Regions from separate parts of the Mus musculus genome. Here region 1 is linked to region 2. Evidence: chromatin loops called from intact Hi-C (ENCODE). Cell type or tissue: heart. All regions are shown on one strand.

Region 1 (8,000 bases), 100 kb after region 2:
TAAAGGATACCTGTCAAGAGCTGATTTGGGCTAGACTTACCTTTGCAATTTACAGAGTTAACAATTTCTTCATATCTCCTAATAATTAAAGGTCTGGTTTGGCCTCTGGCCTGCCTCATACCTCCCTGTCCTGTCCTCAGCAGAACTGCCATGATTAAGCTCCTGGTACTCCACTGACCACCAGTGCCTCTTCTTTCCTTTGGATCTAGTCCCCTCTCTTTCTGCAGTTGAATTCCCTATAGTCTTTTTGTCATCTTTTTTTGGCCATCTAGCAGAGGCTAGTGTGACTCCTTTCTGTCTTTATTCCATTGGCCATGTGTGGTAGTAGCTTTGATGTGATGGTGGACACACTCACCTGCGTGATACTTCTCTGCTGCCTCTACATTTTGGTGGTCAGCCCTCCTTAGGCTCTTATAGGAGATTCTATGTATGTATGTATGTATGTGTGTATGTATGTATGTATGTATGTATGTATGTATGTATGTATTTGCCTTTTCTTATTTCCCATGATACGTGATAAAAGGCCATCTTTCTGCCTGTGGTCCCTAGTTCACTGTGATCCCAATTTCCCTCTTAGCAGAACTGCTTTCTTTTAACCACATCTACTTCCTGTGTATTCTTATGGAGTCCTTTCTGGGGAGGCCCTGTGCAGGAGTTCCATCACTACACCAAGCACAAATGATAGTACCAGGCACTCATGTGTGCTGACCAATAATGGTTCATCTCTCTTACTGCTGATGATCCTTGGGCACTGCTGATGAACGGTTTGCTATTTGCTCCATTTGTAATTTATCAGTTGGACATACTTCATCACCTCTTTTCATACTCTACTCTCTTCCCATATCTATCGGAGCACATGTTATCTGGCATTTCCCCCTGGGCAGCTAGCTTTTCTTAACTATTTTATCTGCAGATAACGTATCTCCCTGCCCCACTCATAGTTTCATGGTGTTTATTGAATTACGTAACAGAAGCATCACACAGTGTCTTGTATGGCTTCCTGAGAGCACAGCTCCTTCCTGCTTTGTGTTCTACCTCCTTCCTGTACACTGCCATCAGGATGTGCTGTATATCGTTGGTGTTTGGCATCTATGTACTGAGGACATACATTGCCACTGGCCATTAATAGTTTTCTCAAACTTTTATCAGGTAAAGTCTCTTTTAGACACTATAACACTTGGTAGAAAGTCTGTCTACTTTCATTTAATTTCCAGTGTGACCACAGGAATTAATAAGTCCACACTACCTCCTGCTGAGTAGAGTGGTCAGAGAGGATTAAAGCATATGTATGTTCAAAGCCAGGCACTGATGTGCACTTAGCTGTAACTGATGCTCACATTTTACACTGTCATTTCCACATGGAGACATTTTAAGAACCCATGGAGGTAGTTATGGGATGAAACTTCTGGGAAAAAAATATTTGTGTATCAACAAGAGTTCTAGTGATGATTCTGCACTTATACTCCTAGAGACAGATCTTTTCCCCATAGCAGTTCTGTAAACTTCAAAGGTTGCTCGTATCAAGGTCACTACTGAGTAGAAAGAGAAAAGAGTGGCGCCAGTGAGCTGTAAGACAAATGGGGAAACTGAGGTTACTAAATCAGGTGGGTGTGCTTCTGGGTTAATATAACCTCATTCCTTTGACTTCCTTCGGTTTTCTAGAATATCTCTAAATGATCTGTTACTTATATATCTGCTGGTTTATGTCCTCACTGTAACCAAATCCTGTGAGCCAGCTAGGTGGCTCCATCTCCAGGAATGTTCCTGTAACTTGGCTCCTGCTAAGCGCATGGCATGCTACCGTAGGTGCTGCACCTGAGCCCGTGCACCTGAGCCTATGTTGTGTGCCTCTGAACTGTTCCTCAAGTGGTTCAAGGCCTGGTTGGATAATTGAGGAGCCTCAGAAGAAGGTTGATGTTGTTAGCTTAGCTATCTGGTGTATGGCTAGTGGCTCTCCACTTCACTGTTGGGATGGTCACTGCTGCTGGCAGGGTCTTTTTATTCATCCATCAGGTTCTGAAGGGAGCTGTGCTTTCTTCTACCACGGGAACTCTGTCCATCACAGTTGAGTATTCAAAAGGGAAAGAGGCAGGTTTTACAGTGAAAAGCTGTTCTGGGGCTGACTGGCTGCCCTGGCTGTGGCTGTCCTTGTTTGAACTTAGCAGAGATGCTCTCCTGCAATATCTTTGTTTCTACCACCAGTCTTCAATTCTATTTACTTATTTATTTATTTATTTTGGTTTTTCGAGACAGGGTTTCTCTGTATATCCGTTGCTGTCCTGGAACTCACTTTGTAGACCAGGCTGGCCTTGAATTCAGAAATCTGCCTGCCTCTGCCTCCCAAGTGCTTGGATTAAAGGTGTGTGCCACCACTGCCGGGGGCACTCTTCAACTCTTAAAGTACTCTTTTTGGCCTCGTCTTATTTGTCAATTATGAAAGAACTTTGTTCTGTGGACATATTTCATGTGTCCAGTGAAGTTCTACATCTCTGACCTCTGGACAGGAGGCCCATTGCCCTCTTTTAATTTAAATCTTATGCATTGTCACTAGTAGACAATCAGAGAGCCATAGTGGATACCAATGGAGCTGTCCAATTCTATTACTCATACCTGGACTATGATCTAAATAAGCAAACATGAGAGAACTGAGGTAGTGCTTCTTATACAGCATATTGTTGGGCTCAAGAGAACCAACTCATATATTCACCTGTGCTGTTCAGCATTTTGTTGCCGCACCCAAAGGAGATATTATTGGTAATGAGAGAAAAAAAAAAGAAAGGAAAAGGAAGGAGGAATTTGAGTGTTTTACATTATTTTCCTGGCCTGAGCATTCATTCATCTTTACCTTTGGGAAAGCTCCTTGACCCTTATTTCATCCTCAAAGAGTTGCATCTGTACCTTATCCCTTCCAAAGGATGATGTCACAGGCCAAGAGGACCCTACTGAGACCTTGAGTTGGCAATGTTGCAGGGCAGAGCTGCACCTGGCCTGCTTGGAAGTCTTTGTGGCCAGCAGTCCCACATGCTGCTCCCAGTCGCTTCTTTGCTCCTTGCAAATCCTCCATCTTCTCCATCGAGCTTTCCTTGAAGCTGGAAGCTTTATAGAATCACTGTCCCAGTGCCCCTGAAATCCAGGACACCCCTAAAGGCATTTCAGCAGATTGCACTTTTGTTGTCTACAGATTCCAGCAGTTGTATTAAACTTTGGGTTATTTTATGGAGGTTGGCTTGAAGCTCGTTGGCTTTTGATCATCACTGACATGTGCCACATGGGGCTCGTTGAGTGGAAGAATTGCCGGAATGTTCTGGAAGGTCTTCTCATTTTCTCATCACCATCCATAGCCGCAGCTGCTCTCTATTGTGTGGGTGAGGAGTGAGGACATCTGTGTGCTTCACATGTACAACAGCCAGACACCATTGAGAGAAGAGGACAAAGAGAGAGAGAGGCACAGTAAATAAGGAGAAAGGAAAGAAAGCTGTTGCTTGGCACTGGTGGGCACGACAGGTGTCCTTCACATTATTGCACAGATAACAAGTAGGGAGTCACCTACTTCAAGCTCTGATGTACACGTCTCACATTCAACCTGGCTTTCCTGCTTTGATAGAATAGCTTTATGAGAAGACACAGGAAGTTTTCTGGCTTTGGGTAAAGTAGATTTATTTTGTGCTGCTGGATAACTTTTCCTATGAAATCTTATAATTGTGCAGGAAAACACAGGGACATGAGACAGTGGGAACTCAAATTCAGGAGTAGTTTATGCTGTACGTACTCTGAAGACCTTTGTGCAACCCTTTATTCTGGGTGCTTTTGCATAAGCTTGGCAGTGGAGGAGCCATTGAAATGGGTGCCATTTTATTTTCAAACTTTTAAAGGAAATATCAGTGAATTTGAAATAATGGCCCCTGTGGATGTTTCATGAGATTTTTTTTTTTTTCACATGTTGAACAGCACTAAAATTTTTATTTTCTCAGCCTGGAGAAACAGCTCAGCAGTTAAGGGAGTGCACTGCTCTTGCAGACAACCTGCATTTGGTTCACAGCTCACATAGCAGGAAGCTCACAAGTGCCTACAACTCTAGCTCCAGGGAATCTGCAGCCTCTAGCCTCTGTGGGCACCCACACTCTCTTTCACACATACCTTTCCCCCTCCCCTAAGCAAATAATGCAAACTAAATTAAGTCTCGGGAGAAAACCATCAGCATTAGTTTCTATGTTTATCCTTTTAAAAGAAATAAACCCAGCAGCGTCTATAATGCTAGGTTTCTCATAATCACGATCTCCAAGCTCTCCTGTGCTGCTCTCTCCAGCCTTGCTAAGGATGCTTGTACTGGTTGTACAGGACATTGATGGACCTTCCTAGCATTTATAAGCAAAGGCTGCAGTGATTTTCAATATATACTAACTGGATCTCTCTCTCTCTCTTTGTTGAAGGGCTGGTGTGTGACAACTGGGCCTGGGTACCCATGAGGCTGTGCAGTTCAGTGTGATTCATGACCGAGGCTACACGTCTTTGCCCTCTCTCTCCTCGGTAAGTGAGACGTCTGAGTGGGAAGTGCTGAGACCCAGAAAGAGTACTACACATTTAGACTAGATGTCTCTTCTGTTAAAAATGGCAGTAAATGACAGCTTTCAGAAAAAAGAACTTTTTTAAAAAAGGTAATGCTATTTGGGTCTGAGTGCACTGGGAAATCACTGGGGAACCTCCGGGACAGGAAAAGAACTGGTGAGTCATGGTGGCTCCCAGTCACAGTGTGACTGCCTAATAGGTTTCATTTTTGTGCCTGTGCTGGGTCCTTCCTTAGTTTGTGGTGTGTCTATCTGCCATTGCACTTTCCTCTTGGGGGACTTCCTAAGGTGTCCTGTACCTTCTGAGAGAAGCCTCAAACGCCCATTGATGTCCTCTGGGATATGTTTCATCTGGGAGCGTAGAGACCAGCATCTCTGCTTTCAGAGCTCAGCCTCCTATCAGCAGTCCTGATTGTTGAGACATCTAAAGTCCAACGCCAACAACCTACCTTTGTGGGAACCCATCTTAGGTGTCTCAGACTCGGGAGGTACCCTCTCATGTGAAATCTGTGACCACCTTTAGGACTAGAAGAGGCAGGGAAGGGAATGGAGGTGCTGTGGGAGAGGGAGAGGGAGAAGAAGAGAGAGGAGGAGAGGGAGAGAGAGAGAGAGGAAGAGGGAGAGGGGGAGAGGTGAAAAGGGACAAGGACAGGGACAGGGAGGGACAAGGATCTTTCTTTCATAAACTAGTCAATGGGAACATCCCACTTTATTAAATTACTTCTCAACACAACTAAGTCTGATTGTAGGCAACTTTATTGTATTTTCCAATTTAAAAAATTGCCAGTAACAGCCATATATACATACATTCTGGGTATTTTTGACTGTCACAGTTGTTTGACAGTGTTGCCAGTTCCCTGTTGTTTTTACATCCTGATCTCTACTAAATGGATTTCAAGAATTCAGTTTCCTGGTATGCAGACAAGCTTGGCTGACACTGACTCCCCTATCCGATTCCTACACTTCACAGGACAAGTCTAGGTGCTACATTTTGTGTATGTCTGTAGCCCACATAAATTCAGGTTCACAAGGTATCTAAGAACAACTAACTCCAGCAACAAAGCATCTCAGTCCCTCCTCCATGGAGAACCACCGAGCAAGAGAGCTGGAAAGAGCCCCAGGGATATTATAGAGTTGGGTAGATGTAATTTGGTTGTGCCTTGGCCCGTACATTATAGGAGGTATTGTTAGCTCATGTAGGTTGCAGGGGTTACCAGGGCCTGTGCTGAGGAAAGACTGCTTTTTGCCCTCAGTCTTTGAAGCAGATGCTTTCATGGTCCTTTAAGATGAGTAAACTGAGTCTCAGAAAGAGTCAGTAATTTACCTACCCAGGCGGGAGCTGAGATAGGGTTGGACTCATGTCCCTCAACCCTAAGCCCAGATGCCAACTTAGAGCACTGGGCATGCCATTCTGGAATGATGCACTATTATTATTTTTTTTTCCATTCTGAAAATTCCAGGGCTCTTAAAGAAAAGTATACAACAATTATTAAGGAATTGCTTTTTTAAGCACTTGATTTGTCAATCAAAAATTGACAGAGTTCCCTTTTGAAGATGAAGGAATTGCTTTTTCAAGCATTTGATTTGCCAATCGGAAGTTCTCTTTTGAAGATATAGGGGATAAACACATTAATGGCTATAGGCCTTAGATTCTCTGCTGTGTCACCTCATCTCTGCCACTGCAATGTGACAGTGGCCACTTTGTAAATGAATATATATGTAAATGAATGAGTCTGACCAGGTTCTAGTAAATCTTTATTTACAAAGGTAGGAATGAGGCTGAAAGTGGTCCCCCAAGGCTCTCTTTTGCTGAGCTTTGATCTATATGTTCTCTGGAGTGCTTAAAGATCTCATCACAGAGAGGATGAGAATATATCAGGAGCCATTACGTCTCCTGACAAAATTTAGCATGGGTGCATAGAATCCTATCACAAATTTTAATGTGCCTGCAAAAACCTGGGAATAAAGCCATTGGGGGCTCCATCCCTTGAAAAAGTCTACATGCCCCAAATGTGCTAGGCTAAATTTTGGTATCGGAACTATAGCTATTTAAAGTAAAACCCAAGGAACACTTTCCCCTTGGCATGACTTGTTCCACACCTGGCATTCATGGCTCAGTTACAAAGCAAGCTCAGTGGCGTTTCCTAATTCCCAGTGTTTGTGCCTTTTCAGTCCCGGACTCTTCATGCTGCTTCACATACGCGTAGGAGCAGTGTGCAGTTATTTTTGGCTGTCAAATAACTATGTTGAACAAAATGTTGAGCTATTAACTGTACTTATTTTACTAAGAGCAAAAGTAGGTGTCTACAGGACTCATTTTAGAACAAGAGATAACTTGACAACACTATACACTTGCATCCAAATAGGTGGTTTCGTTTGTTTTTATTTTTGTTTTTTGTTTGGCCTTTTTAATATATTTTTTTGGACTATTTACACATATATGCAAGTAAGGAGATACAAACTGAGTAGGTTCTATTGATGTATTTGGAATACACACATATTTGTGTATGGTGACAATAGGTGAGAAACGAAGCCATGAATTTGAAAGAAAGCACGGGAAAGTACATAGGGTGACTTTCAGGGAGCAGAGGGATACAATTATATTAGAATCTCAAAAAGTAAAGGAATAATTTTAAAGCACTAGTTTTTCTTTTAAAAGGATGCCTTAATGTGTTTTTGACTGTGCTATATTACTGGAAGCCCATTCACTCGGCTTCCTTGAAGAATTAAGTCAAGTTCACTCACTCTGGGACCCTGATAGAAGATAGCTTTTGTGTCCTTGCCTTTGCCAAGGAGCTCCCCTTCTCGGATTCTTACTCCCCCTGCATGGAAATGTGCTCTTTGCTTTAGTAACACTAGGATAACATTGAAATTCTGCTTGTAGAAGTAAAAGTTCTGTCTATGACATTTTATTAGCTGAGAAAAATACATTGCAATTTGCTGTTGTATTTCTATCCATGTAATCTCTGTGTACAGGTTATGTATCTAGTAAAGTCTACTAGATTATGCATTGTGCTTTGAATATATCTTTAGAGTTGAGGAATTTGTATTCTTAAGAATAATTTTATAGTATGTATATATTTATTTATCTTGTGTGTGAGTGTGAGCATGTGTGTGTGTGTGTGTGTGTGTGTGTGTGTGTGTGTGTGTGTATGGGGTGTGTGTGTATGTGTGTGTGTGACATAGTGCTTGCATGATGTTCAGAGGACAACTCGCAGGAGTCACTTTTCTCTACCACGTGGGTCCTGGGAATTGAGAACAGACTGTGAGGCATAGTAGGAAGTGACTTTATCCTCCAAGCCATCTTGGGAACACCAAAGGGATTTGTATCTTACAGATAATTTCAATGAAAATGAATAGATTATTTGCATGTAGTGAATGGTGACTGTGAACTACATGCTTAAAAAGGATGCTTAAAAAGGATACAAATTCCAG
Region 2 (8,000 bases):
TTACATCTTATAGACCACAGTTAGGGAGTGTTCCCAGGAAAGCCAACTGTGGTCCACAGCTCTGTCTTCATGTCTCCCAGCCACGCTCTCTTCAGCTCCTCCCTGCTCCATTCTCTGGACTTTAGTCAGGTACTGGGAGGGAATATAAAGAAAAGACAAAATTGTTGTGTTAGTTGAAAGTCCTGCACTGCTTCATATTTCTGAACCGAATCTGCGGTGAGTCAGGAAATGGATGGCGTTTTTTCAAGTCACATGAATCAGCGCCCCAGAATTCATCATTTTCACCAATGGGTTTCTTTCACAGCTTTTCTCACTTTTGGCCCTGTACACAGGCCCACCTGAAGCAGTTGATGGTGTTGGGGGGATGGTGAAGCGGAGGGGTAGGGAAAGAAGAAGGGAGGGGGAGAACACTTTATCTTGATATCAACAAAACATTCTTGGCAAAATAACAAGCCCATTTAGTTAAAAATCTGAGGATTCAAGGTGCCTTTATCAAGGATTGCCTTCCAAAAGGGGAAAGCAGATTCTACTAGGAAAAGGAAATATTTCTAAATACTTAAAAACAATTGCATTTCAGAGTGCCTGCTCTGTGCTAAGCCTCAGCTGTGCTTTATTGAGCAGCTTCTTTCTCCTTTGGTGCTTGTGGGTCAAGCTGCATGAGAAGACGTGAGTGAGCTCAGAAAAGTTCACGAACTTTCTGCAAGTCAGTAGCAAAATCAGTGTCAGCTTAGGACCATTTCACCTCCAGGGGTTCTCAGCCTTCCTAAGGCTGCGACCCTTTAATACAGTTCCTCATGCTGTGGGGGCCACAATCATAAAATTATATCACTGCTACTTCATAACTGTAATTTTGCCGTTATGAATCATGATGTAAACATTTCACATGCAGGATATCCGCTATGCGACCCCTGTGAAAGGGTCGTTCACCAGCCAAGAGGTTGTGACCCGCAGGTCAAGAATCACTGTTTTAGACCAAGAAAGCACTCCAAATGAGGATTTGGTTTCTGGTCTTGTTTCTTAGAGATTTGTAATTCATTATCACTGATACATTTAACAATGGTATAGTGTAGTCTGTAAATGGCAAAAATCAAACCTACATCCTGCCCCAGTAACACAAATTCACTTCATTTAGAGGGTGAAATTCTATGGGATAATCCTCACGGTAAACAGCGCTTATGCCTCCAAGCTAAGAGTGAGTTTCTTTGTCTGCTTGTAAGTTTATAAGTTATCCCTAGGTGGTCCCAGGCTGGCCTTGAATTCTCAATCCTTCTGCCTCAGCCACCTGAGTGCACAGGTTTGATCTCCCTCATTCCTTTCTTCCTTAAAAAAAAAAATATTTTTTTTTTTAAAAAGATGTGCTAATTGTTTTTATCAGTTGACATTGAGGGATAAGCATAAGAAAGAGTGAAGTACATTTGAGTTTTAATTTGTCTTTCTCCACCCTGTTCTGCTCCACCCTGCCTTCCTGAAGGCTATAGGGTTCAAGTGTGAGGCTGAGGTCTTCCACTGTCGGCCCCTAGAAGGCCTCCTTCTCCCAAAAGTCTCCCAGACTGTTGTGCCACGTAGGCAAGAGAAGGGGAGTGCTCAGAATGGCGCTAGTTCCCACCCACTTCTGAAACAGCAGGGAGAAGCAAAGGAAGCCTATTAACTTTTCCGGGCAAGATCTAGAAGCCAGGAGCTGCCACCCCAGAGCTGGAAGCCAGCCAAGCATCTGTAGTAGATGTTTCCCAAACAAGCCCTAGAAGACATCTGCGTTGGGGCCATACTTTTCAGGCTCCACAATTGTAGACACAGCACACTCTGGGGTTGACATAGCCTCCAATGGACTCTTTCAAAAATGGTTTCGCCTAATTCTTTCATTTGAAGGTGACAGACACAACAAATTGGTGGCAACTTGTGCTTCTATTCACCTCCTCTTGAATCTCTGTGGTCCTGGATGAGCGGTGACACATTCCAGCTATTACCCGGTCCCTGTTTAGCATCATGGAACCCTCACAGAGGCCCCGAACTGTCACCGGCGCCCCTATCCCCTACCAGGGCACATTTGCAACCTGCCAATACCAGGATGTGATTGTGGCAAATGGGAACATCCTTAGGTCTTGCAGCTAAGAAACTCATTGATGAGGTTCCTTATGCAAAAGCACCCGAGGCCACCAACAAGGCCCGATATGGGAGGAAAACCTGAAGACATCGTTCCTTTACCCTATCCTGAGGGAAAAGGATCGCCAAGCATGGCTGTAGGGGCAGGGATCCACGGTTTCTGACTTTATCCTGTAATTTCCCCTCTTCACAACCTTGTATGTTGTTTAGAACTTGGTGAGTTGATCACTTCCTTAGAAGGAGAACTGAACAACGCGTCAATAAAGCTGCCTTCCCAAGGCATTTACTTTGCGTTCCAAGATAAACTTTTTGCCCCCATGCTCACTCAGTAAACTCCCAAGATACTTGCGGAGTACCAATTAGCCCAGCTGTTTCTGTCCATGAGGTAACCCTCTCCTAATTCCCATTAGGGCTACTTGGGAACCTCTTGCTCTATTTCCTTGGATGGCAGATTTATTCATTTCTCTGATCTATCCTTTTCAAGAACTGAGAGCCTTGCTGGGCCCAGCTCGCCTGTAAGAATCCGCGGCGGGCCCCTCACCACCCCCAAAGCACACCCCAGTCTTCTTATGATGACACAGAAGAACTGAATCTTAAACTTCCACTTTCTTCCCACCCGCGATCCGCCGGGGGCACGCACTTACCTGGAGCTTAGGCAGGCCTAGCAGACGCCACGTCTCTGGTTTGGGTTGAACTGCCTCCAGCCCTTTATACAGCCCATCCTGCAAAGTAGCCACGTAGGAGCCACCGGGCAAGGGGCGGGTAGCCAAAGAAGGTCTCTTCCAGGCGAGGAAGGGAGTTCGAAAAAAGTCACCAGTTGGGTGAGCTTGCACTCTGGTGGCACAAATAGAACTCCTGGGGTGTGTAGAGAGCCCCCTGGGGAGTGTTTGGGGGTCCCATCTCGGGAAGAGGCGGGGCTAGAGGAGGGGCCTGGGAAGGTCAGGGGTGGGTGGGGCGCTCAGTTTGCACGCGGGAGGGGCGGAGTAGGGGAGGTGCGGCGGAGGGGGCGGGGCGGGGGCGGGGCGAGGCGAGGCGGTCCTGTGCTCCCCGCCCCGAGCTCTGGGCCCGCTCACCCAGCGCTGGTCTACTCGCTAGGAAGGCGGCGTCAGCAGCGGCTGCTCACGCTGTGCCCACTCCCGCGCGCGCTGCGCTCCCGCCGCGGGTGGGCTCCTCAGCCCTTGGCTGACGGTGGCCCCAGCCTTGTGGCGACCTCTGTATCCCACCTTCCCACTGCGGGGGCGTCCCGGCACGTGCAATCCTTTTTGGGGGTGTTCTTGGTTCCCACGCGCAGCTACTAAGCAGAGGGTACCCAACTTTGCCACCTCACCGGTCGCCCTCTCTCGGCGCGAGCCTGTCCACTCAGCTGCACAACTGGAGACTCCGGCAGACTAGCTGGTCCCCAGCCTGGCGCGCTGCGAGAGGAGGATAGCTCTGGAGAAGTGGCGGGGTGCAGTGGTGGCGGCTGCCTCGACTTCCCTCGTAGTACACTGAAGAGGACCCTTGGAGCAGCTCCGGGCCCCGGGGCGCTGGATGACTAGCAGGAGGAACGCGCCCGGCATCTGGTGAGCTCTCTCCCCGCAGAGTCCCTGAGTGTCATAGCTGAGACCCTGCACGTGTGAACTGGACTCGGCACTGGTCCATTTGCGGGTGGTGTAAGTCTCTGGTAGGGTCACTCTGCAGACACCTGGGTGGGGACAACCTGGCAGAGGCGCGTGCAGGACTACCATCAAAGCGGGGGCGGTCGCAGTGGAGATAGTGCACGGGCTGGAAGTTTGTGTCTTAGCCTTTCCCTGGATACGAGCGTGGATTGAGAAGGTCCGGGTGTGCGACCGGTCAGTGGGCAAGCCTGCACCTCGGCCAGCACCTTTCAGGTACCCGTGGAGATCTGTGTGCGTAATCCGCGCTAGGCCAGGCTTGCTTGGTGGGATCTGGAACCGGGATTGGTGGTCGGAATCGCCTACCTCCCTGCACGGTGGACTAGGGGACATTTATTTTCCTGCTCTCTGCACAGGGGCTCTGCGGTGTTCGTGAAAATCTGGGGTTAGTGGGACCAGGGCACAACTCCGCCAGGGTGTTTTGCTGAGGAAGACTAAGGCAGGGATGGCGAAGCCTGGGGCTTCAGCAGGATGAGCTCCAATCGCAGAGCCCCCGTCTGCGGGCAGCCCAGCCGCACGCATTTCATACCCGGGTTCACGGTCTGGGGCCAGGAGAAGATCGGTGCTCAGGATATTCCGAGGAACTGTTGGAGGGGAGTGATCTCCGGCGATCGCCCTTGGAATTGGGCCCAGAGCGGGTAGGTCCCGGTCCCGGTACCCCTCACCTCCCGCCCCGGGCTTTGGCGGGAAGCGCTTTCACGTCCTTTTTTGTTGTTTGTACCTGGATGCGGTTGCCTTGAGTTGGGTTTTAACTTTCCTGCGCCTGCGGCGTCCCGGAGATTCCCGGCAGGGGGCGCCAAGAGCGAGCTTTCGGAGAGGATGTCACAGAGCTTGTTAGTGTTTTTGTCCTGGGCAAATGGGTCAGGGGTCCTAGGCAGCAGTAAAACACAGATTTTTGCTGTGATTTCCGCGCTAGGCCAGGCTTGCTTGGTGGGATCTGGAACCGGGATTGGTGGTCGGAATCGCCTACCTCCCTGCACGGTGGACTAGGGGACATTTTCCTGCTCTCTGCACAGGGGCTCTGCGGTGTTCGTGAAAATTTGGGGTTAGTGGGACCAGGGCACAACTCCGCCAGGGTGTTTTGCTGAGGAAGACTAAGGCATTTCATACCCGGGTTCACGGTCTGGGGCCAGGAGAAGATCGGTGCTCAGGATGTTCCGAGGAACTGTTGGAGGGGAGTGATCTCTGGCGATCGCCCTTGGCGATCCTCTTTTCCTCTCAAAAGGAAGAGTTGAGAGAAGTGTTCTCTTTACCCAGGAGAGCTTTTTAGCGTAGTTAAGCGACAGAAAAGTTGGACGGAAGCCGTCTATCTGGAAAGGTTTCTTCCTAAGACACATTCCTACAAACTCCTCAGGGTACACATTTTTCTCCTTTGACAATTGGACTTAACAATTGAAACTGCGCGAAGGTATAAGAGTTATGTGTAATACGGAGAGGAGGTTCTGCTCCTAAGCAGCACATTGGTTAAACACCGGGTGTTAAAATTAATGCAGTGTATTTATTTATATTTTTAAAAATAGCTGTGTGTCCAGGCTTGTCAGGAAGAGCCCTGTTTTTGAAGTGCAGATGCGTTATTAAATACAGAATTCGTCTTTTATAAAGATAAAACTAGCCCTTAATAGGAAACGTTTTAAATACCCAACTAGGGTTGCCAATTAATGTTGTTTTTCATCTTTTGAGAGAGGGAGGAGTTCCTCTCTTGGAGTAAAAAGTTCACTGTTGCACTTCAGGCTTAAGCAGACACCTTCTGTTGTAGATCATTGAAACTACTTTTCTTTCCTGTGTTTACTCCAAAAGAAGTGTGCATTTCTTTCTGCCCACTCACATTTCTTCTGCACGTTTGTTTTCCATGAAGAAGCAGTTCCAAGTGTAGTTGTTTGAAACATAGACTTCCTGCCGTGAGTTTATTATAAAAACTTTTGAGACAGTGGCTCACCCAAGATGCCGACTGTTGTCACAGTGTGTGCCCATTCAGCTGTGAAGTCCATGTACTGGTATCAGCTTTTATGCGGCTGTAGTCAATACATACTTTTCCTCACATGGGAAATAAGCGATGCTCATCATTTGATGCCTTTTAAGCCGCTGCTAACTTATTTGGTTGCCTTAATGGCAAACAGCTGCAGGATCCCTGCTGAGAGCAAAGACTTTGGTCTTCTGGGTAGGGAAGACTGTCTTGGACCAGAGGAAGTATTTTAAGGTGTTTAGAATCTGCTGAAAATAAGCTGGTATTTATCCCTCCTTGTGTCTGTCTCAAGTGACATCTTAGTCATGTCTGCAGAGATTGAAAGAGAGAAATGGAAGAGCACAGAGTAAAACTAGTTCACAACAATACAAGATGAATGCAAACATATTCCCACAAGTTTACCATGACCCTAGGTTTTGTGGACCACAGGAAGTCCTTGTAGCTACTGGCTTCTCAGAGGAAATTCTTCTGTATCCTCATTGTAGCCTCTTGCTGAGGGACAGTTGTTAAAAGCAACAAGCATTTCTCTGTGCTGTATGCTTCGTGCTCAAAATAGATGCCAGTTTCTTGGGCTGCTATATCAACTGCTACTCATGCCAGGCTATATCAAGAGCTACCTAGCCAAACCGTTGCATAGTTCCAATTAACTGGATAATGATTTTTATCTGTTTAACTGAATGTCGTTTTATCATTAAGTCACTGAAACAGAGGCTTTTCGGCGACAAAATGCAGGAAGGTGGAGGAGGGATGGGTAGGGCTTTGCTAAGAGTCCAGCCAAGGGCATCAGGCATTCTGTTGGATATATGAGTGAGCATGGACGCCGACCCTAAAGAAGAGGCTTGTGTTCCAGCCCATGCCATGTGCAGTACAGAACAGATCCATTCGTTCGCATCAACTCCTAGTCAAGTAACCCATTTTTTTTTAAATGTAGAATTGAATAACATTTGAGGAAACCATTTCTTCCTATATATTTGCTATAATTCTTGATTCTAAAATTATGCCAAATTAGTATTATAAAAGTGTATCTGAAATTGTTGCTATAGTTACCCAGACAAATTGCTTAGGATATAATTATAATACCAAGGTGACAAGTTTTTGTGTTTAATGTTCAATAATGTTTGAAACATAAATTACAGCGTCTAACAAATTGAATTACAGCAAAGTATCGAACAAAGATGCCTCTACCTTTCTGCCCACCTGCACCTGCTTGCAAATCTTTATTTATATTCTGCAAAGTTAACTTTTCTGGAATCCCCAGATGAGTGAGTGTATGTCATTCTAAGTAGTGTACAGCGTCTGTACTATTGTCTGCAATATGGAGATTTTCATAGATGCTCCTCAAGTACTTTCTAAAGTAAGATGTAAAAGTCTAGTTGAAATTACTATATATTTTTAAAAACCCTCTACTATCCTGCAGACATCACCTGACATTGATAGTGTCTCTGCTGTTTGTAGTTCCCATAGATTAGCATAAGAGCATCCCAGAGATGAATATAAGGCATGAACACCAGCTCTTTGGGATATAGCTTTTTTTTTTTGGCATTTACATTTTTACTACATTGTGTGTGTGTGTGTGTGTGTGTTGAATATGACACAGTATAAAGGTCACATGACAGCTGTGTGTCTGTCCTTCCAATATGTATTTGAGAGCCAAATTTGGGTCACTAGGTTTGGTAGCAAGTACTTCACCAACTGTACCATTCTATTTTAGGGTACTGGTTATCCAAGTATACAAAATCTATTTTTTTATAGTAAGAAAAGAGAGGGGAACAAAAACTAATCTTAGGATCCCTTCAAAGTTTCTGTTCTCAGTAAGTCTGTCCAAAACACTCTTTGGTTCAGAGTTTAAGCAAGCTGGAACACAACAGACAAAAAGAAGAGAGATATTGAGTCCTAAGTCATTTACTTTATCACCGCACTGATAGCGACACAATTAGTCTGTGTCCTCTAGCTTTGTGGAAGATCCTAGAACTAGGAAACCCAGCCTCTGTTTCACAAGGTAGTTTGAAGCCATAGGACTTCAAAGATGAAGTTGTATGTCACCTGGGGCATGTCACTAAAAACATGGTCAGTACAGCATGGGACTCAAACAGTCAGAATATTCTGCCCAAAGTATGGCTGTCTTCTCTTTCCTTCTTCTTTGGTCCAAAATTTATGGTTGTTTGACAAGAGCGAAGATGAGCGTACTTTATTCCCATGCTGGAGTTCTCAAATGTTTTCAAACATGCTCAGTATTGAACGTGGAAAAGTGACTCAATTACTACTCTTTCTTTGTGTGTTTT

The links. A loop is a pair of places that touch in the nucleus more often than their neighbours do. Peaks named below come from ENCODE experiments on the same cell type or tissue, not always from the same donor. Only the 100,000 strongest peaks of a DNase experiment are listed, where the experiment ranks them.
Region 1: it touches region 2 in a loop (2.2-fold over the local background); 3 of 42 quality-filtered maps call a loop at or near these places.

What each region holds. Positions count from the first base shown.
Region 1 is chr15:32,342,790-32,350,789 of GRCm38, forward strand. Sema5a (sema domain, seven thrombospondin repeats (type 1 and type 1-like), transmembrane domain (TM) and short cytoplasmic domain, (semaphorin) 5A) reads left to right here. Exons shown (of 23, transcript NM_009154.2): 2 at 4,431-4,527. Among named protein-coding and RNA genes, the nearest start is that of Sema5a, 100 kb to the left of the region's middle. In heart, no CTCF peak of the experiment used is centred here; no DNase peak of the experiment used is centred here.
Region 2 is chr15:32,241,638-32,249,637 of GRCm38, forward strand. It overlaps Sema5a (sema domain, seven thrombospondin repeats (type 1 and type 1-like), transmembrane domain (TM) and short cytoplasmic domain, (semaphorin) 5A), which reads left to right and starts at 3,176. Exons shown (of 23, transcript NM_009154.2): 1 at 3,176-3,662. Snhg18 (small nucleolar RNA host gene 18) reads right to left here and starts at 3,025. Exons shown (of 2, transcript NR_038186.1): 1 at 2,745-3,025; 2 at 1-132. Snord123 (small nucleolar RNA, C/D box 123) reads right to left here and starts at 295; the gene lies at 208-295. In heart, CTCF peaks have their summits at 1,509, 3,447 and 4,538 (motif pointing right); DNase peaks (open chromatin) are centred at 1,644, 2,984 and 4,484; H3K4me3 peaks cover 4,049 bases; H3K27ac peaks cover 3,677 bases.